Regions from separate parts of the Homo sapiens genome. Here region 2 is linked to region 1. Evidence: chromatin loops called from intact Hi-C (ENCODE). Cell type or tissue: spleen. All regions are shown on one strand. Links, peaks and the distances in the headings refer to the core of each region. The heading gives the core; the rest is flanking DNA.

Region 1 (15,659 bases), core at 2,850-10,849:
TAAATCTTCGCTGTCCTGTTTTTATGCTATCTTCCATTCTTACATGATCTATGTTAAAGGCATGTTAATCTTTCATATGGTAATCTGAGATACACATCAGACCTATTACACAGTCCCACAATCAAAATATAGTCTCCCCCACCATGATAAAGTATTCTAGCAATGAAATAAGTAAACTTTCCAGCTTCTTCAAGATTCCTTCTGTTACACAAGAAGTCAAAGCAAACATCAATGTCAATGTATTTGATAAGACTCTATAAAAATCGGGCAGGGACGAAGAGGTGAGGGAAGTGGATTTAAGATCTTCATTCCATAAGTAATTATTCCACTCAAATAATTACTGTTATCTTCCAACTTACACATGCATTTTCAAGTGACTTTAGATGATCAAGTACACACACCTATTTTTAATGTACAGAAACCCTTTTTCTGAGTGCACTGCTTATTTATTTTTAAAGTTCTCTGGAGAGCTATCTCCTACCTCTTCTCCACGTGGTACCATTGGAAATGTCTTCTCCAACACATTTCTACTATTACACAAGAGGGTCAAACACCAATCCTCACCATCATCACCCTTTTTTCTCCTCCACCATACTGATTCATTCAAGGACAGGTATATAACCCAAGGAAATCAGGGACTTCCTTAAATGTTGATATATAAATGAGTAGATATTATCCTCTTTTATTGTAAAGGGAGAGTCTGAGGGAGGTCACAAGATGTGAGATTGCAAGTGCTATCTTCATTTGACCTCTGGATCCAGCCAAGCCTGAAGCTAGGCATTCTCTTGGCTTTACCACCCATCATGTGAACTGATTTGTATTTCCATTTAATTTTGGTTGAATATCCACCATTAATCCCAAAATTCAGACCGTAAGTCATTATTAGAATTTTTAGTCTAGAGCAGGTGTTGACAAACGGCAGCCTGTGGAACAAATTTGACTGGCAACCTGAGCCTCTCAAGCTATGAATGGTTTATACATTCCAGAAAGTCATAATAAATGAAGAAGAATATGTGGCAAAGATTGTATGTGGTCAGCAAGGCCTAAAATATTTACTATATGGCCATTTGCAGAAAATGGTTACTGACCCAGACTTTGAGGGGGAAAAAAAACCACGTAAGAATTCATCCAAATTTCAAAAACTAGTTAAAACTCTCCAAAACAAAAGAAATAAAGCCTCTTTTATATTTTAAAAGAATACAGTATACAAATTAATATCTTAAGGGTAGATATCAAAAAAATTGCTACAAGTCATTTACATTTATAGGCATATCAGGGGATGACTATGATGATCTTTAAAACACAAACGCCTGGCCAGGTGTAGTGGCTCACATCTGTAAGCCCAGCAGTTCAGAATGCAGAGGCAGGAGGATTGCTGGAGGCCAGGAGTTTGAGACCAGCCTGGGCAACATAGTTTCTACAAAAAATTACGAAGAAAAAAAAAAATTAGCTGGGTGCGGTGACACAAGCCTGTAGTCCCAGATGCTCAGAAAGCTGAGGAAGGAGGATTACTTGAGCAGTGAGCTATGATCACACCACTGCGTTCCAGCCTGGGTGACAGATCGAGAGCCTCTCTTTTTTTCAAAAAAAAAAAAAAAAAGGTGGGGGGGGCAGGTAGTTTTTGTCTTGAGATGGAATTTATTCATGGAAAGATGCTGTAGACATCACTGAAATGACAAGAAAGGATTTAAAATATACATAAACTTAGTGATAAAGCAGCAGCAGCAGGGTTGGAAAAAAATTGACTCCAATTCTCAAAGAAGTTCTACTATAGATAAAATGCTATCAAACAGCATCGCATGCTATATTGAAATCTTTCGTGGAAGCAAAAGTCAATCAACGCTGCAAACTTTATCGTTTTGAAACTTCCACAATCACACCAACCTTCAGCAACCACCACCCTGATCAGTCAACATCTATCAACACTGAGGCAAGATCATCCACCAGCAAAAAGATTATGACTTGCTAAGGCTCAGATGATCATTAGCAATTTTTAGCAATAAAATATTTTTAACTAAGCCATGTACATTGTTTTTTTAGACACAATGCTATTTATTGCATGCTTACTAGATTACAGTATAGTGTAAGTACAACTTTTATGTGCACTGGGAAACAAAAAAATTCATGGAACTCACTTTACTGTGATTTTAATTTTCTTGTGGTGGCTGGGAACTGAGTGCATTAACATCTCCAAGGTATGCCCGTGTAACTATATTAATGGTTACTTTGGTAAAAATAAATTTAAAAAAATGAAAAGTAATCTATGAGGTTATAAAAAGGAATCACAGACTTTTATTTTAAAATAACTCAGTAATAATAAGACAGATTTTGCAGATAATGAGCTAAATCCCAAATGCAATTTTTAAAGCAAATTTTTATTTCCTAGTCAATGCACAGCATTTCATGCACTGATTTGTCAATATGAATTACAAATATTGGAAATGTCCAAAGGTATTCATCTAAGCAGTATTTATAATGAGGAGAAACTAGAAAGGAGCTAGATGCCCAATAACAGGGAATAGTTAAATAAAACAGTATGGTAATTAAAGTTGCAAGAAAACAGTTATTATTTAATAAGGATTTGAACATGTTGGCACTTTTACACAGCTGGTGGGAATTCATGTATTTCTAAGTGCAGTTTCAAAATATATGTCAATATCTAAAAAGAATATAACCAGTGACTTAACAAGGAAAGAGTGGTGTAAATTACAAAGCTATACTTAATTAGGGTACATCCATATCTAGCCATTACGAATGATGTAATTTATAGTTATTTGAAAGGAAACCACTCTATTACAAAGTGTTTAGACAAATAATGCACTTTTGTTTCTCCACAACTATTACCTTGCTCTGTCATTCTGAAGATGAAATTTAACGGACATCAAATGTCTATTTCAGAGCCTGGCCACATAACAGGCACTCAAAAAGTAATGCCCACTGTCATGTACAGCGAGATCATACTTTTGCATATGCCTAGCGAAGTGTCTCCCTTCTGGGTAAAGACAGAAGACTTAACACACATGCACTCACTTCTGTCTCCACATGAAATGCCACTAATACAGCATTAAAACAATCTGAGACATAAATCTACAAGGATGAGAAGAATGGAAGACACTATTGTTACAATACAATTTTAGGAGATGAAAACCAGAAATGCCGGGGCTAAATGCACTGGGAAGTCCAGAAAGCTGAAAGTAGAAAGCTGAGATTAACTACCAATCAAACTGACACCAGAGAAACCCAAAAAGGCTCAGGATCTGATGATGCCAGATACCTCTAGGGCAGTGTTGGGATTAAAACTGAAGATTGGCTGATAGGCTGTTTACAAGGCATCAGATCCTCAGATCCTCTCCCACACTTGTACAGCTGGGTAACCATTCCTCTCCTGGTTCCAGCAAAAAACAAGACCTTTATTCTTTAGGAAGTATAGAATATAGAAATTCCTGACTAAAGTACACAGTACAAATAGGTTCACTACACCAAAAATAAGAGGGAGAGAAGGGAATCGAGTACAGACATACTGTCTGACAATATACATTATCCTGCCTCCATCTGTGGCCTCTTCTCCCACTTGGCCCCCAGAACTCAGGCACTTAGGGCTTCACCTTGAGGCAGAAGTTTGAAACAATCTTCTCTGTGGAATTTTACCAGCTAAAGAAAAAAAGATCTAAAAATAATGATAAGAGGAAGTTTACAACAAAATGACCCAACCAGATCACTAAACAATGAATCTCGGTCAAACCTCCCTTATGTACTCAGAGCTTATAAATTAGACTTTTGGTCTTGAATTACACTTGAGTATGAGGAGACAACCAGGAATTACCAGAATTACCAGAATATGAGGAAAGTTCCTAACATGAAAGACAAAACCAATCCAAAATGCAGGCCCCCCCCGCCCCCCCCACACACACAAATACTTGAGATTACACAGGCAAAGAAAACTCACCATTAATGTCATCAAAAAAGAAATGCAACCATAAACCAAACGCATGATTCTATAAACAAGAAAATGAAAACAAAATCACCTCTTGGAAATAAAACATGGCAAACATGGGGGAAAAAAAGCATTTCAAGAGAAAAGTTGGAAGATGTAGAAATCTACCAGAAACAGAACGAAAAAGGAAAGCAATGTCAAACAGTAAGATCAAGACCATTTAAGAGGACAAGCACTCAATAGAAAATCAAGAAAGAGAAAACAAACAAGTACACGGTGACCAACAGTCCCAGTTTGCCTAGGACTATGCTGGTTTTAGAGCTGTAAGTCCTGAGTCTTCAGAATGCCCCAGATCCAGAGAAAGCAAAACCAGTTGGTCACCCTATCAAGGAATAAATCAGAACTAGGAATGGTGCCAGTATTGAAAGACAGAATACACTATATAATTCTTGAAAATTCTGAAGGAAAGTAATTCCCAACCCAGAACTCTATATTCACCAATCTGGCAAATAAATATCAGGGTGGTATAACATTTTCAGACATCTAAATTTTGAAAAAATAAATTGTAAATTATTAAAATCTCATACTTTTCCTTAGAGTCAAGAAGAAATATTCCACCAAAACAAGAAACCAAGATGACATGAAATCTAGAAAAGGGAAACTAAGAAGACTGAAGAAAATCCCAAGGCTGAAGCCGTATAACCAGGCATAATGAACAACCATCCAGAGGCCTCATTTCTTCAAGATGAAACAAATGCATGCAGACAGCTTGAGAAAAGATTGTGACAATTAGTAAGGAATGTGGAGTTTGAGTAAGTTCATGGGAAAGTAAGGAAAACAACAACAAAAAGGAATTTAAAATTCAGGAAAAGCAAAAATGTGTGAGAAAGGAAATGTTCCTTTACGTGGCTCAGTGTAAATAACATTTAGATGTTCACGATACAATAAACCCTGCGTGCTGATCATCACTGGGAAGACAGGAAGTATGTAACAGTATGTGTTTGGTAGGTGAATGGGGTGGGGTAAGGTTAGAATGCAAAATCTTCATTTTCCCTAAGGGGAACACAACAGGGATCAAACACTTGGGGGTGGGGGAGAAGAATCAACAAAGGGACATATAAAAGCACATAATCTAGACACTGAAACTTCAAAATAATCAGCCACAGAAAAGGGCAAAGTGGCAGAAAGACTGCTTTAAAAAAAAATAATAGATCTGGCCAGGCATAGTGGCTCATGCCTATAATCCAAGCACTTTCGGAGGCCTAGATAGGAGGATCGCTTGAGTCCAGGAGTTTGAGACGAACCTAGGCAACATAGTGAGACCTCATCTCTACAAAAAAAAAATCTTTCTAAAAAAATTAGCTGGGTATGGTGGCATGTGCCTGTGGTCCCAGCTACCCGGGATGCTGAGGTGGGAACACTGTTTGAATCTTTTGAGATCAAGGCTGCAGTAAGCTATGATTATCTTCTTGAAGAAGAAGAAAAAAAAGGTCTTATATAACTCTTTCACTTAACACTGCACATAAGTGTTGATAAATATAAAGTGAAAATTTTTGGCATAATACACACCAAAAAAAAAAAAAGAGGTAGCCCTTGGTGAATGAAATTAAAAGTGATTTTGTATTTTTCTTCTTTGTATATTTTGGTACTTTCTGGATTACTTTTAACAAACATATATCAGAATCAGAAGTGTCAAAACCATTCCAGAATACACGTAAGAATATAAAGGGCAATTACTAATGTAAATTGAGTAAAACATAATTTGGCTAATTTAATTCTTATTTTGACCTTGCATACAAAACAATATATAACATGGCCATTTATAATTTCCAAACAATGTAATACAAAGCAAAGCCTTGTTAACAAAGAAGTCAATGCTGTATTTACAATTAAATGATCTCTTTTTTAAATTTGGCCACTTCTGTTTAAAGTTTTTTTAAAGCCTCAAAAACACTAGGATTATTTGTTAGTAATTTTTCAAAGCGGTCACATATTGGAACTTCTAAACTTTTAAGTTGCTAAATTACTTTAATAGCTGCCTTGTAATATAGAAAACTGACACTCAACCCATTTCCTTTTAAGCTCCCTGCCCAACTCTTCACAGAGCTCACAGATTATCTACCTTTTTCACGCAAGTAGAGATGATCCTGCAAGATGCAAGTTGGTGAAACTGAAAGGTGACAGCGTGTGGCAGTCCTCACAGCCCTCGCTCGCTCTCGGCGCCTCCTCTGCCTGGCCTCCAACTTTGGCGGCACCTGAGGAGCCCTTCAGCCCACCGCTGCAATGTGGGAGCCCCTTTCTGGGCTGGCCAAGGCCAGAGCCCACTCCCTCAGCTTGCAGGGAGGTGTGGAGGGAGAGGCGCGAGTGGGAACGGGGGCTGCACCCGGCGCTTGCGGGCCAGCTGGAGTTCCGGGTGGGTGTGGGCTTGGCGGGCCCCACACTCGGAGGAGCAGCCGGCCCTGCCGGCCCCAGGCAATGAGGGGCTCAGCACCCGGGCCAGCGGCTGCGGAGAGTGTACTGGGTCCCCCAGCAGTGCCAGACCACCGGCGCTGCACTCGATTTCTCGCCGGGCCTTAGCTGCCTTCCCGCAGCGCAGGCCTCGGGAGAGCAGCCCACCATGGCTGAGCCTTCCCCCACCTCCGTGGGCTCCTGTGCAGCCCAAGCCTCCCCGACGAGCGCCGCCCCCTGCTCCAGGGCACCCAGTACCATCGATCACCCAAGGGCTGAGGAGTCCGAGCACATGGCGCGGGACCGGCAGGCAGCTCCACGTGCAGCCCCGGTGCAGGATCCACTGGGTGAAGCCAGCTAGGCTCCTGAGTCTGGTGGGGACGTGGAGAACCTTTATGTCTAGCTCAGGGATTGTAAATCGGCACTCTGTATCTAGCTCAAGGTTTGTAAACACACCAATCCGCACCCTGTGTCTAGCTCAGGGTTTGTGAATGCACCAATCGACACTCTCTAGCTACTCTGGTGGAGCCTTGGAGAACCTTTGTGTCAACACTCTGTATCTAGCTAATCTGGTGGGGACATGGAGAACCTTTAGTGTCTAGCTCAGGGATTGTAAATGCACCAATTAGCACCCTCTCAAAACAGACCACTCGGCTCTACCAATCAGCAGGATGTGGGTGGGGCCAGATAAGAGAATAAAAGCAGGCTGCCCGAGCCAGCAGTGGCAACCCGCTCGGGTCCCCTTCCACACTGGAAGCTTTGTTCTTTCACTCTTTGCAATAAATCTTGCTACTGCTCACTCTTTGGGTCCACACTGCTTTTATGAGCTATAACACTCACCGCGAAGATCTGCAGCTTCACTCCTGAAGCCAGCAAGACCATGAGCCCACCGGGAGGAAGGAACAACTCCAGACGTGCTGCCTTAAGAACTGTAACACTCACCGCGCAGCTTCACTCCTGAGCCAGCGAGACCATGAACCCACCAGAAGGAAGAAACTCCAAACACATCCGAACATCAGAAGGAACAAACTCCAGACGCGCCACCTTAAGAGCTGTAACACTCACCATGAGGGTCCGCGGCTTCATTCTTGAAGTCAGTGAGACCAAGAATCCACCAATTCCGGACACAAAACCATGTATCTAACTTAAATTCATCTCTCCTGCTTAACTCATTCTTATTTCCTCCCTCCGTGCTAGGGGCCCAAAGCACTAAGTCTTCCTAATCTAATCAGAATCTCTTTTCTAGAATTTGGCTTTTGCCTGGTTCTTGTCTAGGTCTGATAAAAACCACAGGCTACATGCAAAGTCACCAGGAGAATATGAAACTCAAGACAAAAGTAAGCTGTTAACTACTGCTATGTTACTAATAACGTGCACATGATGTCCACTTTAAATAATAGAGAGTAAAGTAGATCTTCAATAGAACATCTGCCTGGAAATATAACTTAAGTTTTTCTATAAACAGGTTCCATAATTACTCAGATTTTGATCACCAATTGTTTCTTATAATTCTATACCATCATCATCTACTCACTTTGAAATTATTGCAAATTTTTTTTTAAATTAGCTTTTATAAGAAGGTAGATTAGCAAAATATATTTTGAAGCCAAACTATTATAAAATTATTTAAAGTATATTAAAATATAAAAAGATTTTTGAAGCCATCTATATCATTATATTACCCTACTGGTTTTATATTTATGCTGTATAAAATTTGCAAAAATGTCTACTTACTTAGGCTAAACAAGAGACAGCTATAACTTCCTAATGTACATTAAAAATTGTTACATAACAATTTTCTTTCTGGGGTACTCAGGAGACTTTTACCAAGTAACACAGAATGACCTTTGTCTCAGAGCTGTTTTGATGAGATACAGCTGGCAAGCAGCAATGCTTCAGGAAGTCTATCACTAAAGTAGCGGTTTCACTAGATCTTCTGCCAGCCCTAGTGCCTCGCCGGGAACTTGTTCATTGGTCTATCAACAATTGACTAAGCAGCACAATAACAAGGTCTTCCTGTTTAAGCTTCCTCACTAAATGTATTATATCATTTCCTGAGTGTATTCCATGAACCACTACTGGTTCCCAAGTAATAGCTGGTCAAATTAATTTGCAAATTATTGGGTTAAGAAGTTACTGCAAGTCTTCCCACAGCTTTCAATATATTCCTGCTTATCTAGAATCTCCTTGAATAATACTTGAACATGGAGAATGGTTTTTCATAAAGCATCTTAAAAATACTGTTGTTCCTACAATTTTTAAAACATTTCCTTTACTATGAAAGCTCTCCTACTGACCAATTATGTCTTAGAATAAGTCTTTACCTAAGGAAACACATCACATTCAAATAGGTTCAATTCTTAAAAACTGGAAGAAAACAAAGGATATCCAAAATAAAATAAAAAACCTACCCAATGTGAAATTTCTCACAATGGCCTACTCTATTTTTAATATAATTTTTAGATTTTTATTCTACTAAGATTTGTATTAATCAGAAGCCCATCTCTCAACTTTCATCCACCCACTGAATCTAATTCTGGCCTCTGAATTAACGTTAAAACAAAAAACCCTGATGCATACAAAAGCCCTTTAAATACATGACCTGGCTGGGCGAGGCGGGCAGATCACCTGAGGTCAGGAGTTCGAGACCAGCCTGGCCAACATGGCAAAACCGCATCTCTACTAAAAATACAAAAATTAGCCAGGTGTGGTGGCACCTGTGAATCCCAGCTACTTGGGAGGCTGAGACACGAGAATCACTTGAATCCAGGAGGGGGAGGATGCAGTGAGCAGAGATCACACCACTGCACTCCAGACTGGGCGACAAGAATGAGACTCTGACTCCAAAAATAAATAAATAAATAAAATACATACATACATACATACATACATGACCATAACTCTCAATTCAACATTACATGGTACATTACAATATGTTGCTGCATTCTATGGCACTTCATATGTGAAAACAACTTTGAAAATCTTTCATTTATGCTTCACAAGGAGGAATCTTATTATTTTGCAAATAAGATTAGTAATAGGGTTGGTATCATAACTACAGCTGAATGATTTGCCCAACCTCGCCAAACTATGAGGAGATAATATTTTTTAAAGCAATGTACATGTATTAATATTGACATTTTTGTTTTCATTTATGTTGATGTATCCATTTATATAGGTTACATGTTTACATATAAAATTATGCAATTTTATTTGTATATATATTCCTAGTTTTGACTTTCTTGTGTAAATTTAAGGGGTGCAAGTGCAGTTTTGTTATATGGATATATTGCTTAGTGGCAAAGTCTGGGCTTTCGGTATTAGCCATCATCCAAATAATGTATATTACAGCCATGAGGTAATTTATCATCCTTCATCTCCTTCTCAGTCTCCAATGTTTATTACTCCACACTCTATGTCCACGTGTATACATTATTTAGTTCCAACTTACAAATGACAACATGTAGTATTTGATTTTTAGGAAATAAAAAAACTTTAAATCTGGTGTTCCAAATCTAATAGCTACCTTAAAATTGACCAATGGCCAGGACTTACTGATCCCCCATTCTCAAAATGCTCCTTTGAATATGTTTTCTGCCTTAAGATATTCACTTTCAGTTGTACACCCTAAATTTTGTGATGCCTCCTGTGTACTAAGCACTATGCTAAGTCTTCTAATGTTTTCATTTATTCCTCAAATAGCTATTATGCCCATTTTACGGAGAACAAGTTACAAACATTCCCCACAGTTACCAACTGAAAAAATGGCAGAACTAAGATTTGAATCCAACATTTTTGGCTCTACTCCTCAAAATATCATTACCTGAACCCAGAGACAATCATAAAATACCACATTTTGCCCCTATATCCTTAAGAAACATTACCTGCCAATTAATTCTATTGTAAACTATTTTCTGAAGTGACACATTTAATCATGCCTAAAATGCACAATGCCTTGTTTTGACTTCAAGAAACCTACCCAGACTGAGCTTGCCCTATCTGTTCACCCCTATCATTCTGTCCTCAAGGCCAATTTCTGAGATCAACTGGCCTGGGTTTTAACTCGGCTTTGTCACTTCTTAGTTCTGTGACCTTAGACAGGTAACTTTACTAATGATCCAAAGCTTCCTAACCGGTAAACTGGGAATAAAAATACTTGCCACACAAAGGCTAGGCACAGTAGCTTATGCCTGTAATCCCAGCATTCTGGGAGGCCGCGGGGGATGGATCACTTGAGGTCAGGCATTCAAGACCAGCCTGGCCAACATGGTGAAACCCCATCTCTATACTAAAATCACAAAAAATTAGCCGGGCATGGTGGCGCGTGCCTATAATCCCAGTTACTTGGGAGGCTGAGATAGGAGAATCACTTGAACCCAGCAGGCAGAGACTGCAGTAAGCTGAGATCATGCCACTGCATTCCAGCCTGCGCAACACAGGAAGACTCCATCTTAAAACAAACAAACAAAAACAAAAAACAACAACTTGCTATACAAGACCGATGAGGAACAAATAAGATGACTCATGTAAGGTATTCAGAACTGTCAGGCACTTAAAAGCACAGTAAATACATGCTACTTTGTTTTGAAATGTTTTCATTTATTTGAAAAACAGCAAATATATGGTGAATGATATGGTATGAATCCTTGGGTCCACATAGTATTCATCTCTAAATTTAATCAATACTATCAATGAAGGACCAAATAACATTTCATTTTCTCTAGAGTCTTAGTATCTCCAAATGGCCCAATTATGTTACAACAGTAAAACACAGAAACTAACAAGGGTTTAAAAAAAAAAAAAAAAAAAAAGAGAAAAGAAAATGCTTCATTCAAGGTCACACCTACTACCCCCATCTTCAAATCCTAACTCTGCCAAGTATGAGGTATATTACTCAGAGAAGTTATTTCATCTCCTTGGAATACATTTCCTTGATAACTATCCTAGGCTGGGCATGGTGGCTCAGGCCTGTAATCCCAGCACTTTGGAAGGCTGAGGCGGGCAGATCACCTGAAGTCGGGAGTTCGAGACCAGCCTGGTCAATATGGCGAAACCCTGTCTCTTAAATACAAAAATTAGCCAAGCATGGTGGCATGCGCCTGTAATCCCAGCTACTTGGGAGGCTGAGGCACGAGAATTGCCCGAACCTGGGAGGTAGAGGTTGCGGTGAGCCAACTGCGCCACTACACACACTCCAGCCTGGGTAATACAGCAAGACTCTGTCTCAGAAAAAAAAAAAAAAAAGTGTATCCTAAAGCACCATTTTTTTTAAAAGAATATGTAACTGCATATGTAAAATACCTGGTACTTATTTTATGCTACACAAACGCTGGTTCCATTCTCTTGTTTCAACAGCTTAGGCTACGATGAGAGATCAGAACTGGGATAGTGGCAGTGAAAACGGAAAAGTGATTTAATAGTGACAACAGAACACAGATACTGTGCAAGTGAATGAAATAATGGTGAAATGAGTTTTAAAATACTAAATTAGTTTGTGACTATGTGCTGAGCAGGCTTAATGGAATTATCTGGATTGGTTTTATCAAACCAGCAGCAAAATGACACTGCCAAAACTCTTGGTGTTTCCTGATTGAAACACCAAGGAGAAAATCCCACTGATTAGCCACTGGTAGAGTTGGGTTTTCTTTTAAAAATCAAGTTAACAGACTATATAAAGAAAAGAAAGCTGATCTCTACAAAGGACCAAGGCCATGACACTCAAGTACAATCTGCTATTGCCTGGCCCTAGAACCCTCCTACACATAAGAGATGAGTTCTTCAAGTGAGGCAGACTGGAAGGCAGAAGGGGAAGTGAATCCTAAGCAGCTTGCTGTAAACTCAACCTGGCTCACTGGCTGTGAATATTACATAGCAGGACTGACAGACACAAAACACAGGGAGGAAAGGCAGCATAAAAGCTGACATATGTAACTCCAATTATCAATAAAGCATTGGAAGGACAAATAGTTGGTTGTCCTTTTAACTTGGACCTTTTTTTCCTTCTCACTTCAAGATACTGATCTAGCCTATCTTAATCCTTTAAACTTAAAACATTTTATACAGATGTTCTGCATATTTAAAATACCAAAACAGAACAAAGTTCAATCTAAAAGTAAAATATGTTACTTCACAATAACCTATCATACAGGTTAAACATAAAATTTTTTATATAGTACCTACTATTAATAGTATTGTCATTTCAGGTAATATGTGAATCAACCAAAAGTAGTTTTAGACTGCAGTGTTAAATTAAACAGAGCTAATAGTTCTGATTCAATTTTAAGTTAGGCTGATTCAATATGAGCTATACTTTGACAAGAATGCTAGTAGACACTATATACAATCTTTTTAAACCAAGAAAACATTATAGCCCTACCCAAATGTAGATCTAAAATCCATCAGAGAAGAAAAGATGCTTAAAAGCAAGCTTCCTAATTAGGTATTATAAAATTAAAATGCTTTTAAAAATTGTAGAGATAAGTGCTTTATTATCCTATTTGTCCTTTATAGGTTTCTGAAATAGAAATAAGGAAAGAAGCCTGGGCACAGTGGCTCACACTTATAATCCCAACACTTTGGGAGGCTGGGACAGGTGGATCACTTGTCCCAGTTCAAGACCAGCCTGACCAACATGGTGAAACTCCCTCTCTACTAAAAATACAAAAATTAGCTGGGTGTGATGGCGCACACTTGTAATCTCAGCTACTCAGGAGAGGCTGAGACAGGAGAATTGCTTGAACCCAGGAGGTGGAGGTTGCAGTGAGCCAAGATCGTACCACTCACACCACTACTCCATCCTGGGCAACAGAGTGAGACTCTGTCTCAAAAAAAAAAAAGAAGGGAGGAAAGAAAAGAAAGACACTAGCATTCCCCAGATGAGCAGCTGGTTCCCTGAAGAAGTCTTTTGGTAAAGAGAGAGGGAGAAGAGTTCCTGGATATCTCCAAAACTGACTCATGAAGGAATGCACATAACGCTATGTTTCTTCCATCTACTTTCTGTTTCTTTGCTTGAATGTATTCTCAAAACACAAATTCTTTCTACTCCACTGTAAACTTTTAGAGAGCAATATTCTTACTCACTTAGGACACAGAGTAGTGTATATAAGAGTAGTGAAACATAAGTAGTATTCATCTTTAGACAAAACTCCTTAAAAGACTGTGAGATATTACATATGAAAAAGTTTAATTTACATTGAGGTATATTTATAGTAATAACTTAATTCACTGTATCTACACATCAAGAATATCTCATATAAAAAAATATATTTGGCCAGGCATGGTAGCTCACACCTGTAATCCCCACACTTTGGGAGGCCGAGGTGAGCAGATCACTTGAGGTCAGAAGTTTGAGACCAACGTGGCCAACACAGTGAAACCCCATCTCTACTAAAAACACAAAAATTACCCAGGCATGGTGTGCACACTTGTAATCCCAGTTACTCTGGAGGCCAAGGCAAGAGGATTGCTTAAGCCCAGGAGGCGGAGGTTGCAGTGAGCCGAGACTGCGCCACTGCACTCCAGCCTAGGCGACAGAGTGAGACTCCATCTAAAAAAACATATATATATTTGATCTCTGATCATGGCAACTCATAACTAAAAAGAACTCCTAACTAAATGATAATTTTGTATGTGGTATAGAAGAAAATCCAACTTTATGTCCCATCCTGATATTAGGAAATCAGTGAAGTAGGAGATGCCGCGAGGACCAATAAAGACACAGACACTAAAATGTGATGGTTTCGTAATAATAGGAAGGTAGTATTCCTTACCTGTCTCAACAAAACTAAATGTAGTAGCACTTACTACATGCTGTTATGTACTTAATTACACAGACAGTAATACATCTAAGATTATCTAAGACTGGGGGGAAAAAACCCTTAACTTTAAAGCATAATTGCTTTTGACAAACCAAGAGAAACTTTCTTTAATTAAAGAAAAATACCTTTTTGTAAACTTACTTGCTAATTTGGCCTGTAATCCAGAAGGTCCAGGTTTTGATGTCTCTGACTTAGAAGACCCTGGAAGAGACAGTTTTGTTTTAGGAAGGCTAACTTTAGGGCTGAAACGAGCAGCCCAATCAAATTTTGAAGAGCCACCAGTTTTACTCTGTTCCTTTTCCCTGCTACTTCTTCTGGGGCTGGGACTGGACGCTGAACGGGAACGCCTGGCCTTGTTCTGATCTTTTCCTTGTTTCACTCTGGCACCTGGTGGTACAGTGGAGGAGGCCGAGGCTACAGCAGAAGACGAGGAGGAAGTAGAGGCAGCAGAAGAAGAATCAGTGATGGTGCTACACCCAGCTTTGGCTGAGGTGGCTGATTTTGAAGCCAGCTTGGTAGGTTTCGCAGATCTCTCTTCTGCACCAGTTGATTCAGACCCGGAGCCACTCTTTACACAAGAACTCTCTGTCCTTTTTCTTTTCTGACTCCGTGAACCGCCAGTGGCCCCACTCTTCCTGGTATGAGCCTTGCTTGTTGATGGTGATTGTGCAGATTTCAGTTGTTGCTCCTGGTCTAAATGTCTCTTCTTTGACTTACTATGTGGCTTATTTGTTTCTGAGGGAGATTCAGTATGCTGAAGTGCTTTTGGTTTTTTTGCAGAGCTAGGAGAATTGGTCCTGTTGTAGTCTGGACTAGCACTGCGCTTCACTCCTCGAGAATTGTCTTTCTTAGGCACCTGCCCCGTTTTTTGTCTTTCTGAAGTATTGGCTCTGTCTGGATCCTCTGGTTGTGGAACTATCACAGCAGATGATGAACTGCAGCTTCTAAGAGGTTAGATAAGAAAACAGTTAATATCAGCCTGTCATAATTACAACTGTCATATATAATGCTTTCAAAAAATAAAGTATGAATATGTTCCTACTAAGTCCAGTATTAAACATAGGTTTTCAGAAGGTTCAAATCTGTAAAACGAAATAAAAGAACAAAACAAAAGCAGATGTGACTTTGGATACTAAAATATCTGATTAAAAGATAAGGGTGTTCTTTAGCCCAAAGATTACTGACACTAACACTCGTAATCACAAAACAAGAATTAAGATTACAAGAAAAACAACACTTAATTGTTCGGAACCAGAGGAAGCCAGAATATTGATGCCCTATTCACAAGCACAACTGCTTTGTCAAAGCTTAGAAGAAATAAGCATTAACATACGCACTTTCAAAATGAAGGTTAGAGATTTTTATATTGTAGTACTATCAAATCTTCAAAGTTAACATTGCTTTCCAAAGTCTCTTAACAATTAAATCTTAAGAATCACTGACTTAAACCTAAACTATGG
Region 2 (14,951 bases), core at 6,952-14,951, 60 kb after region 1:
TCAAAGGAAAGCCTGAAAACATGCAAACAACTGAAATGACAAAACAACCCAAATACACAATTCACACCTATAATCTTCCAAACAAACTGCATACCAAATATATAGAAGGCGCTAATAGGTCTTTTAAAACAAGTTGTTACATACAAAAAGAAAGCCTATGGAAGTTCTGTTGTTTGGTTTGTTTTTAACTGACATGGGTTTATTCAAAACACAGTTGCACAAAATAACTTCAAAGTTTTTAAGGAGAGATTCTTGAGAACTTAACACACTATGTACAGACTGTTATACAAAGGAAGCTCTTAAAAGTCCATCACACATTTCATGTTTGCTTTAGTTGAACTTCTACAACCTAGGAATTAAAAAACAAACAGAAACCTGGTAAATTGTTTCGCAAAAAGTAGAGTCATCACTATACTTGAATTTGGTTCTGAAATGAATTTGGCATCTTCCAATAACTGTTTCCTATCTAACCTGCTTGAAGTGACACTATCATAACCAACAAACGTATTTTCTAGTTAACGAGATGTTTAAATTCAAATAATTTAAGTAGAAATAGTAAATTGAAATTGCCAATGGGGTATTTCTTCCTAAAGAGAAATCCAAATAACAGTTTCCATTTGCAGTCCCATACTACAGATGATTAAGATATTTTTCAGTTGATAAGATTTTTAACTAAGAAGACAGCACATTACAACATTAATTCTAAAATTTAACCTAAAAGTTAATAGAATTTGGCCAGGTGCGGTAGCTCACGCCTGTAATCCCAGCAATTGGGAGGCCAGCACGGGTGGATCACTTGAGGTCAGGAGTTGGAGATCACCCAGGCCAACATGGTGAAACCCTGTCTCTACTAAAAATACAAAAATTAGGTGGGCGTGGTGACACATACCTGTAGTCCCAGCTGCTCTGGAGGCTGCGGCAGGGGAATCGCTTGAACCCGGGAGGCAGAGGTTGCAGTGAGCTGAGACCGCGCCACTGCACTCCAGCCTGGGCAACAGAGGGAGACTCTGTCTTTAAAAAAAAAAAAAAGTACTGCCTACTGTAAATAGGTGAATTGTATGGCATGTGAATTATATCTCAATAAAGCTATTTTTTTTTTTTTTTGAGACAGAGTCTTGCTCTATCGGCCATGCTGGAGTGCAGCGACGCAATATTGGCTCACTGCAACCTCCGTCTCCCGGGCTCAAGCAACTCTCCTGCCTCATCCTCACTAGTAGCTGGGATTACAGGCATGTGCCACAACGCCTGGCTAATTTTTGTATTTTTAGTAGAGACAGGGTTTCACTATGTTGGCCAGGCTGGTCTTGAACTCCTGACCTCAGGTAATCCGCCTGCCTCACCCTCCCAAAGTGCTGGGATTACAGTCATGAGCCACCACACCCGGCTCAATAAAGCTGTTTTTAAAAATTCTATTTTGTTCACAAAATGCTTTCTACCTTCAAAAGTATTACATAATAAGGAAAACTTTGGCCAGGCGCAGTGGCTCACTTTGGCCAGGCGAGGTGGCTTACGCTTGTAATCCCAGCACTTTGGGAGGCTAAGGTGGGTGGATCACCTGAGGTCAGGAGCTCAAGACCAGCCTGGCCAATATGGTGAAACCCCCCTCCTCTACTAAAAACACAAAAATTAGCCAGGTGTGGTGGCGCACACTTGTAAATCCAGCAACTTGGGAGGCTGAGGCAGGAGAACTGCTTGAACCTGGGTGGTGGAGGTTGCAGTGAGCCGAGATTGCACCACTGCACTCCAGCCTGGGTGACAGAATGAGACTGTCTGAAAAAAAAAAAAAATGAGAACCGAATTTTATTTTTACTGTTACCCTACTTCAGAACAGTTTTTTAGGAACTGGAAGGTAATAAGACAGTCTTTTCCCTCAAGGAATATACACTCTACCAGGGTCGGCAGACAAATAGCAATTACCAGACAGTTCTGTGAGGAAAACTAAGCAGTGGGAAGAGAAGAAGATAAGAAGAAGTAGAGACTACAGACAGAAGATGGTAGCAGACAGGGTTCCCTACCCAAATTCCAACTACCCCACCTTTCTTCCCTGCTAAAAGAATCCAGCTACAACCGCCTTTAACCTCCCAGGAAGCAGGCTATTCCCTCGCCCTCAGGGATGAGTCATGATTGGGCTAAAGCCAGTTATTTCTTTCAAACTTCAAGATTAGAGGCATGAAATCAATTTAGACCACTGGTTCATAATGAGGATTCTTATACTTGGAAGAAATAATTTCACTAACCTCTAATTGAAATTAAAGCCAGGCATGGTGACTCATGCCTGTAACTCTAGCACTCTGAGGGGGCCAAGGCAGGTGGATCACTTGAAGTCAGGAGTTCAAGACCAGCCTGGCCAACATAGTGAAACCCCGCCTCTGCTAAAAATACAAAAATTAGCTGGGCATAGTGGTCGTGCCTACAGTCCCAGCTACTCGGGAGGCTGAGGCAGAATCACTTAAACCCAGGAGGCGGAGGTAGCAGTGAGCCGAGATCGCGCCACTCTACTCCAGTCTGGGCAATGCAGCGAGACTTCGTCCTCCCCCCACCAAAAAAAAAAGAATTTTAACATTTCTTTCTCATATGAATAGGCAACAAACCACAGCATTATTGGCGGTACCTTTAAGTTTGTACCAAAAGAAATCACTGATATTATATCACATTACAATTGCTGCAGATACCTCAAACTATCCTTTACACTCAACTACTTTGAGAAGCTGCTAGATCGTTACTGACAGTGCTAATAAACATATTACTGATTACATACCAGCTTTCACAGTTTGAGAGCTAGACTTCCAACATTTTGAGATCTTTGGTTTTTTTGAATCTTATGGGTATTAATTTTGTGAATTTAACAATATTATTCTGAGGTATCCACGAGCTTCAGACTGCTAAAGAATCTATGCTTCAAAAAAGGTTCAGGGCATCCAGACTTAAAAGGTCCTAACCAAAACTTTCAAATGAAACAGAGAAAAGAAAATAGAGCATGCATAATCATTAAGCACAGCTCATGCAACTTACTTCAGTTACACAGATATGCCTTCACATACAGTGCTGACACACAGTAGGTCATTCATATTAGACTGCATATTAGAAGAATTTAAAAGCCAATGGTCTAAACCTGGCTGTGTACAAAATACCATTACTGTGTGCGGGTTTTTTTTTCTTTTTCTTTTTTTCTTTTTTTTTTTTTTTTTTGCCAGAAGTATGATCCAGTTGTCAGTAATAAGATATACAGGGAGACAGGCTAGGCATCCTCTAGGAATACTTTTGCTTTCTAGATAAACAACAATAGGAACACAACAGTATCTTTTCTTCTTCCTGACTCAAATGCAATGGACACAATGACTTCAAGCCTTGACAGCCATTCAGTAACCGTGAGAACCACTTGCTGCTTAGAATGGCAGAGCAGAAACACACAGAGCCTGGCCCTTGCTGGAACCACTGTGCAAACGAACCATGTCGTGCAAGGAAAAACAAACCCCAATCTGTTTAAGGCCTTGTTGGTCAAGTTTTCTATTTACTTGCAGGTGAAAATGTTCCTATCAGAAAAAGGAATTATTATGGATAGGATGACCAAGTAAGGCCATCTGAGCTAAAACCTTACGCATGAAGAAACAGCCATTAAGATCTAGAAGATGACGTTCCACGGAGCAAGAAGAGCAAGTAGAAGGCAAGAAAAGCAGGAGATGATGTCAGAGAGGTGGCCATGTAGGAGCCTGTGAGCCACAACAAGGAGTCTTCTTACTCTTCCCATTGGGCTGCCACAAGCAAAGAGCCACATCCTGCACAAGGTTAATACAAATGATATTACAAGTATCCCAAGTTAATGCAAGATACTCCAAGGTAATACAAAAGATAAGGGAGGAAAATTTCATTTAAAAACATGGTTTTGGCCAGGCGCGGTGGCTCATTACCTGTAATCCCAGCACTTTGGGATGCCAAAGCAGACAGATCACTTGAGCTCAGGAGTTCAAGACCAGCCTGGGCAACATGGTGAAACCCCATGTTGTCTCTACCAAAAATACAAAAAAAAAAAAAAAAAAATTAGCCAGGCATCGTGATGCACGCCTATAGTCTGATCTACTCAGGAGGGCTGAGGCAGGAGGATAGTTTGGGCCCAGGAAGTGAAGGCTGCAGTGAACTAAGATGGAGCCACTGCACTCCCGCCTGGGCAACTGAGCAAGACCCTGTATCAAAAAATAAAAATAAAAATAAATTAACTTTTTAAAAAAGCATGGCTTCACAGATATGAGTACAAAGCTAGCATTTTTAAAAAGGATTATTAACAATAGTTTCTGGCCAGGTGTGGTGGATTACACCTGTAATCCCAGCATGGGTGGCCAAGGAGGATGGATCACCTGAGGTCAGAAGTTTGAAACCAACCCAGTCAACATAGTGAAACCCTGTCTCTACTAAAACTACAAAAATTAGCCAGCTATGGTGGCGTGAGCCTGTAGTCCCAGCTACTTGAAAGGCTGAGGCAGGAGAATCGCTTGAACCCAGGAGGTACAGGCTGCACTGACCCAAGATTATGCCACTGCACTCCAGCCTGGGAAAGAGTGAGACTCCATCTCCAAAAAAAAAAAAAAAAAAAAAATTTTAATCTGACAAAAAGGGAAAGATTTTAACAATTATGGTTAAGTAAATATAAAGCACATTAATGAAGAACTAATAATGCAACAGGAAGATGCTCATCATATAATAGCATAAGGAAAAGCAATATGATCTGCTATTATTAAAACAGAGGCTAGAAGGAAAGACTACATACAAAAATGTTTATAGTGGTTATATGAGGTGGCAAAATTGGGGGTGATTCTTAGTTTTCTTTATTCAAATTTTAACAATTGCTCTATACTTTATAATCAGAAATAAATGCCTCAAAAAGCATAAGTTTTAAAAAGTCATTCGCTACATGTTACGTGACACCCTGGATAGGATCCTGGAACAGAAAGACATTAGGTGAAAATTAAGAAAATTCAAATAAAGTATAGGTAGTAATAATGTATCAATACTGGGTCATTAGTTGTGTCAAATGTACCATACTAATGTTAAAATTTTCACAAACAGAAACTGGATGTGGAGTATAGGAGAACTCTATCTCTGAAGCTTTTCTGTGAATCTGAAACTGACCTAAAATAAAAAGTGTGTTTAGGCCGGGTGCGCTGGCTGATGCCTGTAATCCCAGCACTTCAGGAAGCTGAGGCAGGCGGATCACCTGAGGTGGGGAGTTCGAGACCTGCCTGACCAACATGGAGAAACCCCGTCTCTACTAAAAATACAAAATTAGCTGAGCGTGGTGGCACATGCCTATAATCCCAGCTGCTAGGGAGGGTGAGGCAGGAGAATCGCCTGAACCTGGGAGGCAGACGTTGCGGTGAGCCGAGATCGCGCCATTGCACTCCAGCCTGGGCAACAAGAGCAAAACTCCGTCTCAAAAAAAAAAAAAAAAAGTGTATTTAAAAAGACTCTTCAAGTGGGCAAGTGCAGATAATAGGAGTCATTACTAAGTTATAGCAGGCAAAAAGACAAAGTCATTTAGGAAGAGAGAAGATATATTTTGAAAGAGTCAAGGGCAAAACGTTATACACAATAATGAATACCCAGCACACCACAGACCCTCACTTGTAGAATAAGGCCCTCAGTTATTATACTGTCTTCTCTGCAGTCTCTTAAAACAGTTTTCAGACACAAAAGGTTTAAACCATCTTCAAAAATAACAAAAGCATTATTGATCCCTTCAGGTAACAAAGTGCTGAGAATAACGAATATACTTTTAAAAATACCTTTGAGCTACCAAAATTATCACTGTCTTAAAGCCACATAATGCAAGCCTTTACCCTGAACTTAAGGTACACAAGTCTAGAAAGTAGTTTTGCAACTCAATGCATATTAAAAGCTGGGGGAGGAGGGTGTAGCTCACAGTGCCTAAACACCAAGACGCCCACCAATCAGAGCAAGGAGAGAACACATGCACTGCACAAAGCAATTAAGTTCTATAAAAAGCAGGCCATTTAGGAGTATCCAATAGCCAATGAGGGCCTTAAGGCTAAGTATAATAAACCAATGTTCACTAATGATGGCCACAACTCAGGCACAAAACATTACAGTGCATTCAGAACATTCTGAAAAATCAACACCTATATAGTAACTGTTGAAGAACCACATAAAGAAACATGTTCATGGCCAGGCGCAGTGGCTCACGCCTGTAATCCCAACACTTTGGGAGGCCGAGGTGGGCAGATTACCTGAGGTCAGGAGTTTGAAACCAACCTGGCCAACATGGTGAAACCCTGTCTCTACTAAAAATACAAAAATTAGCTGGGCATAGTGGCACACGCCTGTGATCCCAGCTACTCTGGAGGCTGAGGCAGGAGAACTGCTTGAGCCTGGGAGGTGGAGGTTGCAGTGAGCTTGAGATGGTGCCACTGCACTCCAACCTGGCTGACAGAATGAGACTGTCTCAAAAAAAAAAAAAAAGAAAAGAAAAGAAACATGTTTACTGTTTACTGCATGAATCTTTCTTCATCAGGTTTTACATCTATTTCTGAAAAAAAAAAAATAAATAAAAGACTTCCATTAATTAAAAAAAAAGAAATTAGGCCGGGCTCAGTGGCTCACAACTGTAATCCCAGCACTTTAAGAGGCCGAGGCGGGTGGATCATGAGGTCAAGAGATCGAGACCATCCTGGCCAACATGGTGAAACCCTGTCTCTACTAAAACTACAAAAATTAGCTGGGCATGGTGGCGGGCACCTGTAGTCCCAGCTACTTGGGAGGCTGAGGCAGAAGAATTGCTTGAACCTGGGAGGCAGAGGTTGCAGTGAGCTAAGATCACACCACTGCACTCCAACCTGGGCAACACGGTAAGACTCCACCTCAAAACAAAAAAAAAAAAAGAAAAAAAAATAAGAAATTTATCCTCTAGCGATTAAAAAAAGACCTTGAAACTAGGTAAAGAGGAATATGGGATGTTCCTTACACTATTTTTGCAAGATTTTTATAAATCTGAGACTATATCAAAATAAAGACATCAAAAAATGTATGCCATATCACACTGCTAACACTGACCTTATTTATTTGAAACTGTAAGTAGTCAAAGAGACTATAATTAGCAGTGATAAAACACCTGAACCTAAATCAAATTTAGAAACAGCCCCCCACAAAACTTTTCTAAGTGTGTAATCTGGGTCAGGGTTATTTTTCCTTTCAATTTTTAGATTCCATTTTAATTGTCCATTAAATTTACTCAAAACCTAAATTATAACATCTTAAAAATAAATACACACTGTTGACTGTAACTTTATACATTGCCACCAACTGTGAAAATAAGGCACCATTTAGGAGAACTATTAACATTTACAATAAAACAAATACTATTTGATCACTCAACTGGGAACCAGGCACTGTGCTAGGTAAGAACTTCATTTACTCATTAAAAACTGAAAAGAATCCTGAAAAGTATGTATTTTCTATATTTTACACAGTAACATGCTCAAGGTCAAACAAGGAAAAACTAGAACCCAAGTTCATCTTGCTGCAGAGTCCATAACACTCGCAATGATCTCATTTCAACTCTAAAATTCTACCACTCAAATAATTCCAAGATAGTATCAGAAAAATCCATCTTCTCAAAACTGTCTTTTCAGATGCAAAGGAAAGGAAAATAAAAACACTGTCTCTCAAAAGGCATGGTTACTAAAAATAGTATTCTTACAATGCTGAGGAAGCTGAGGCAAGAAGATTGCTTGAGGCCAAGAGTTCAAGACCAGCCTGGGCAACGTGGCAAGATTTCATCTCTACAATAAATAAAAAATTAACCAGGCATGGTGGCACATGTCTGCAGTCTTAGCTACTCCACAGCTAAGGCGAGAGGACCACTTGAGCCCACAAGTTCGAAGCTGCAGTGAGATATGATCACACAATTGCACTCCAGTCTAAACAACAGAGAGACCTTATCTCTAGAAAAAAATAACAAATTAATAATAATAATAGTTTACAAATGCAAGCACTTATCCTATACCAGGCATTGTTTTAAATGTTTTACATATATTAACTAATTTAATCCTCATAACAATCAGGATATATATACTATTTTTACTTCCATTTTACAGATGGGAGAACTAGTGTCAAAAAAAAAAAAAGGTTATTCAACTAGTAATGTTGGAGCCTAGATTTAAACTGAATCTCAGTGTTCGCTCTTACCCACTTCACTAAACTTATCATTATTCATACATTATCACATTATCCTCCACCAGCAGACTGTGCTAAGCTATATAAAGTACCACAGGCCCAGCCCTGAGCCAAGGGAAGGATTCAACACAGGTTAGTTGCTAATATTATTCAAGATGCCTTTTCTTAATATTCTTATCCCATTCATTTTCCACACCAGTGGACTGACCTAGATCATTAGACTATATTATATACCTTTTAAAGTGATACATCAAAAAGGGAACCAGGAATTTAAATCTGAATTCAAGGTGGGCAAATATATACAGATGCAAATAATGCAACTATTCTGAGAAATATCTTGGTAGTATTTTTACCATATTCTTTATTCCAAACAGTTGGTCATCTTATGAAGCATCCGCGTAACGTCTCACAATTCAGTTTAAGAGATTTTAGGCCGGGCGCGGTGGCTCACACTTGTAATCCCAGCACTTTGGGAGGCCGAGGCAGGCGGATCACAAGATCAGGAGATCAAGACCATGGTGAAACCCCGTCTCTATTAAAAATACAAAAAATTAGCCGGGCGTGGTGGCGGGCGCCTGTAGTCCCAGCTACTCGGAGAGGCTGAGGCAGGAGAATGGCATGAACCCGGGAGGCAGAGCTTCCAGTGAGCCGAGATTGCGCCACTACACTCCAGCCTGGGTGACAGAGGGAGACTCCGTCTCAAAAAAAAAAAAAGATTTTATGCTGCTGGACATGGTGGCTTACGCGCCTATAATCCCAGCACTTTGGGAGGCTATGCGGCCAGACATGATGGCTCATGCCTGTAATCCCAGCATTCTGGGAGGCCGAGGCGGGCAGATCACTTGAGGCCAGGAGTTCAAGACCAACCTGGGCAATATAGCGAGACCCCTCTACAAAAAATAAAAAAAATTAGCCAGTCACAGTGGCACATACCTGTGGTCCCAGCTACTGAGGAGGCTGAGGCAGGAGAATCACCTGAACCTGGGAGGCAGAGGTTGCACTGAGCTGAGATCACGCCACTGCACTCCAGCCTGGGTGACAGAGTGAGACTCTGTCTCAAAAAAAAAAAAAAAAAAGAGATTTTATGTTAGTTTTGTCCAAGTTTACCACTCTCCCTTTAAGACTGTAAACTCCAGGCCAAGGACTACATTTTATATATCTTTATAATCCTAAATCTTGGCCTAGGGCCTGAAATAAGAAGTGTTCAAAAATACTTATTATACCCTGATAAGGGCCAGGAGTGGTGACTCATGCCTGTAATCTCAGCATTTTGGGAGGCCACAGTGGAAGGATCACTTGAGCCTACGAGTTTGAGACCAGCCTGGGCAACATAGGGACACCCTGGCTCCACACACACAAAAAAAAAAAATTAAAATATTAGCTGGATGTGGTTGTGAACACCTGTAGTCCCAGCTAGTCAAGAGGTTAGGGTGAGAAGATCGCTTGAGCCCAGGAGGTTAAGGCTGCAGTGAGCAGTGACTGTGCCACTGGACTCCAGCCTAGGTGACAGCGTTGAGACCTTGTCTAAAAAAAAAAAAAAAGCCTGGTACAGTGGCTCATGCCTATAATTCCAGCATTTTAGAAGGCTGAGGCAGGAGGACTGCATGAGGCCAGGAGTTCAGGACCAGCCTGGGCAACCAAGATTCTGTCTTTACCAAAAAAAAAAAACAAAGTAGCCAGGTATGGTGGTGTGAGCCTGTAGTCTCAGCTACTCAGGAGGTGAAGGCAGGAGGATCACAAGATCCAAGGGCTTTCAAGGCTATGGTGAGACATGATTGTACCACTATGCTCCAGCCTGGGAGACAGAGTGAGACACCCAACTCTAAAAACAAAAAATATATATATACCATTTGCTTATAATTCACATGTATTAATTCCATATCCACTGCTAGAGTAACTGCACTGACATGCCTTAAATGATTGCTTTTCTAGGTTTGAGAGTATTGCTACATGCAATTCAAGCAACACCTTTAAGAGCTAAATGCAGCAGTTGCTGAAACCAAGATAACTCCTTTCCTTGAGCCATGATTCTAATACTAGCCCTTAAAATAGAAACAATTCCAGAATTTTTTTAGAACTGTTGTTTTACTAAGTCCTTGATTTTACACTCCTTAAAATAACTATAGATAGATTAAGCCATTCCTAACTTTACAACTGTCTGAAGAAATATGGAAAACTTCCCAAATCCTTTACTATTGCATTAAAAATTTAAATAAACTCAGCAGGAATCATGAAAAAGTTCTAAGTTTCTTGAGATACAGTAAACTCTCAGAAGTTAACTCTGTAATTATGAATCACCTTCATTTTCTTTTTTAGTAATAAGAAACAAAACCGTAACACTATGGCTGAATATCAGTAAACACATGAGTTAGGTAGTAGACCCATTTTATAGAAGAGAAAGAAACTCTGGTATTCCAGCAAACATAAGTTTACCAATTCCTTAAATGATTCAAGAAATAAACTGAGTATCAATTAAAACATGTACCACAATGAAGATATAAAATGATGGTGTATTAGCTCTTCAGTAATTCCTTTCAGTAGTCCTTACTTTCTGTAATGACAAGATACCTGGAAAAAATGTCATGGCCTAATATACAGGCAGCTGAAAAGTAATACTAGATGGTTAGAAGAGGCAGAAGGAGATTATCTTACAGCACCACACCAAAGGCTGAAATACCCCAAGTCTTAGTTCATAGCAGCAACTGGAAAGGCAACACTTTTCAAAAGGCAGGATGAAGAGTAGAGTAAAAAAGATGAACTCTGCAATTAACAGTCTAGTTTTCTGAAAGGATTTTGAGGCCAGAATGTGAAAATCAACACTAACATTACTAATGACAGTTGAGAAATAATTAGTAAATAGGTCTGATCACAAAGTTAAGACTACTGAATCTTCTTAAACATCAGCCTACTTGTTGCCATCTACTGGGGGAAGGGCACAAATGCATTTGGACCTGGGGTGGAAGGGTAGAGAGCAGGGTCAAATTCCCTTGAGACTAAGCTGCTTTCCCTAGGTGGGAAGAAATGAAAATACATGCTTCATATAAAGGAAAAAATATATGAAGCTGGGTGGCTGTTTTACAGAAAAACAGGCACTCTTGTGCTACAGCAGTAAAACAGATAGACTTCACGAATATTTTTATTCTAAAGTCCACAAAATGTTGGACAATACAGCCTTCCTTACTCTACAAACAGGTACAATTCTGAGTCATAAATCTGCATAGCTAGCATCTCTGCTTTCTACATAAGAATCAAATTAATCCAAACTGCAATTAGGAAAGTCTGTAAGAACACACCAGAAATAAAAGCTGCTAAAGAAAGCTAAATATCATAGCTATCAGAACACTGAAAAAAATTGTTTTTAGTTTCTCTTCAGCCACCATACAACCTAACTTCTCATTTTTAAAATCCTGTATACATACTTGTATAAAAGTAATGGTATCTGTTAAAGGATATAAAACTGTGCTAGATAGGAAGAGTATGTTCTCCTGTTCTATTCCACTGCAGGGTGACTATAGTTTAATATACAGTTTCAAATAGCTAGAGGGAAGATATTGAATGTCCCAACACAAAGAAATAATAAGTGTCTGTGATGATGGTATGCTAATTACCCTGGTCTGACTACTATACATTGTATGTATTGACACATTACTAAGTGCCCCATAAATACATACATATTATGTGTCAAAATAAAATTTTAAAAACAATTAAAGGGGTAACAACTCTACTATGCAGAGTGCAAAGCGAATATTTTATTAGAATATTTAATTTGATTAAACTATGTAATATTAATTTGTACTTTTTAAAAGTATTTACATATTTATCCCAGAGTCAGTAATGGCTAGAAAAAAAAAACCAGAAGTATTTAAATATTTAAGCCACAATTCACTTTTGTTTTAAACATAATTTCACTGTATTGAACGCTAAGCAAAAGTTTCCCTATATAAGACTTACAAATTACTGAGGACAACTCACAAAAAATCATGCATTAGGTATCAAAAAGTATTTTGAATTACAAAAAATCTGAACAAACAACAGTTGAATGTGCTGAGACAAAATGACTGATAGCTTCCACTAAAGGAAGACTTCTGTGTCCAACAGAGGACTGGTGTGGGTCATTTAGACAATAAACCAGCTTCTGCTTATTTAACATTTTAAACAACAGGAAAAAACAAGAAGTTTTACCTTCACTACTTCTATCTCCTCCAAAACTTAATACAAAAACTTTTATATGTAGTATCAGAAAGGGAAGCACTGTCATAAAAAATGACATCTAAAAGCACTTTTATTTTTGTTTTCAGTTCATTCATAAATATTTTTGTACACCTTTTTCACATCACCTATTCAGGGATCAACAATCATTCAACATAATCTGTTAAATCTAATTCCGTGATCTCCCATTTAAGAACTTCAATAATCTCAGCCCAATTTCCTGTTATTTCATATATATGGACCCTCTACTCCAGAGAGCCCATTTACCTTAATATTAGATCCTCACCACAATTACACCTTTAAGCTCCCCATTCTTCTATATCTTCCTCCAAACAATCAGGGCCAGTTTAAGCCCCTCTCTCTTCATAGTCTTCCTAAGTAACTTCAACCCAGAACTGAACCTCTCTAAACTTCCAAGTACCCACTGTATAAAACTCGATCTTGTACTTAATAACAAATATGCACAATGTTAGATGTTGTGTGCTGTAGTCGTAAGTTTCAACTCATCTACAACAAAGTACATTTCAAGATAAGGAATCTCCTTTTATAAATCTCTTCTTTTTCAGCACCCTCTAAGAGGGCAGATCTTGTATGGAACCAGATATGCACTCACATTAGCTGCTGATGAGTATTTGTTTTTGTTTTTTGAGACAGAGTCTCACTCTGTGGCCTAGACTGGAGTGCAGTGGCATGACGCACTGCAGCCTCAACTTCCTGGGTTCAAGCAATCCTCCCAAGTAGCTGGGGCTACAGGCATGCACCACCACATCAGGCTAATTTTTTATTTTTAGTAGAGATGATGTCTTGCTGTGTTGCCTAGGTTGGTCCTGAACTCCTGGGCTCAAATCATCCTCCTGCCTCAGCCTCCCTAGGGGTTGGAATTACAGGCATGAGCCACAGCACCTGGCTGAATATTTGTAAATGAAGATGCTTCAACAATTTATTTAGTATAGCCACAAATCATGCCCTAATTCATGTTTCTTAATTTACATTCTAATATCAGATTTTCTAAATGCAGAAAATCTACATTTAGAATTTTACAGAATATTTCTCTATGCTAAATACTATACTCCTATATACAGTTTTAGACAAATAAGCTGTGATGGAATAAGATAAATATCAACTATATGAAACATAACAGAACTTGGAAGACAAGGAATAAGTTTCAGGTCCCTTTTATATTCTGTCAAGCACAATTGTGGCACACAGTAAGCACTTGATAAATATGTATTGATAAATAAATCATCATCTACTAATAAACATCATCTCCAAATGCTAAATTTGGGGTAACCAACTAACTAAAATATTCTAGGGTCTTAACAATTCCTTAAGTAGCTGATTTTAATGAGCCTAATTTTGAAAAATTTATATTCTACACTCAGCTGCCAACCCCTGAAAAATGAAAACAAGCAAGTAAATTATGGCAAACGATGCTAATATTATTTCACAACATCGTTTCTCAATGTGTCACACCAGAACACACTACCACGTACACCTACCATGTACAATGCATTATGTTGGAAGCCTTGTGCTAGACACTGTGAAGATAAAAGAATGAGATCTCTACCTTGAAGAGGCCAAAAACCCAGTTAAGTTAAAATGTAAACAACTAATTATGTAAGACAGAACGTGAAAGTCATCCTGAAATATGTTACAGAAGGAGAATAGGAGAGTAAGGAGTAAAAATTTTAAAGGAGTCACTGGAAGAAAGTTAAGTGTAAGTATATATATTTCTAAGAGATACAGGCCAGGCGCGGTGGCTCACACTTGTAATCCCAGCACTTTGGGAAGCCGAGGTGGGTGGATTGCCTGAGGTCAGGAGTTGGAGACCAGTCTACAATCCCAGCTACTCAGGAGGCTGAGGCAGGGAATCGCTTGAACCAAGGAGGTGGAGGTGGAGGCTGCAGTGAGTCGGGATCGCACCACTGCACTCCAGCCTGGGCGGCAAAGCAAAACTCTGCCTCAAAAAATAAAAATAATAATAAAAATAATAGATACAAGATGTGAGAGGGGGTGTCAATTCAAGTAGACAAAAAACCAAAGCAAAAATGCTAAAAAGTTGCTGGGTGTGTTCAGAGAGGAAGAAACAGTTCAATCTGATTGCAGCCAAGGATGTAAAACAGAATTACGAAACACTGGGGTCTGAGAAGTTGACAGCATTTGCATATATTTCCTATTTACAAGGCTACTAGAAGCACTTGGTTTTTGAGAATCAAAAAAAGTAGGGGACATTCATATGATCTCTATGAACCTGCTCTCTAAGGACACAAAGTAGCTTAAATTACAACTGAAGAGAGAATTTCAAGAGATGGGCTACTGTGAAAACTCACTTTAGGTTTCCAGGGCATCGCACATGTTTACCAGTATAAAATCTTTAAATTAAGTTCATCTGACCTTAAGAACACAGCACAAGGTACATCTATTTATTCAGAGCACTGCCCACGGCTAGAGTGAGTAGGAGTTTTGAAGTCAGGGTAGAACTCATTGGTTATGACAGCCAACAAGTTGATTAAAATACACACTGAAATGCTGTAACTTCAAGTCTTGAAGGCTTGTTG

Evidence for each region. Hi-C counts contacts between places; a loop is a spot of excess contacts. Peaks named below come from ENCODE experiments on the same cell type or tissue, not always from the same donor. Only the 100,000 strongest peaks of a DNase experiment are listed, where the experiment ranks them.
Region 2: it touches region 1 in a loop (2.2-fold over the local background); 7 of 110 quality-filtered maps call a loop at or near these places.

Annotation. Positions count from the first base shown.
Region 1 is chr2:229,844,432-229,860,090 of GRCh38, forward strand. It overlaps TRIP12 (thyroid hormone receptor interactor 12), which reads right to left. Exons shown (of 42, transcript NM_001348323.3): 4 at 14,341-15,143. Among named protein-coding and RNA genes, the nearest start is that of TRIP12, 70 kb to the right of the region's middle. RefSeq lists enhancers at 5,725-6,404, 6,405-7,083. In spleen, for the core only: no CTCF peak of the experiment used is centred there; DNase peaks (open chromatin) are centred at 6,453 and 8,330; H3K27ac peaks cover 4,117 bases.
Region 2 is chr2:229,899,848-229,914,798 of GRCh38, forward strand. All of the region lies in intron 1 of TRIP12 (thyroid hormone receptor interactor 12), which reads right to left. Among named protein-coding and RNA genes, the nearest start is that of TRIP12, 15 kb to the right of the region's middle. RefSeq lists an enhancer at 500-1,001 and a silencer at 1,793-1,993. In spleen, for the core only: a CTCF peak has its summit at 11,133 (motif pointing left); no DNase peak of the experiment used is centred there; H3K4me3 peaks cover 386 bases; H3K27ac peaks cover 776 bases.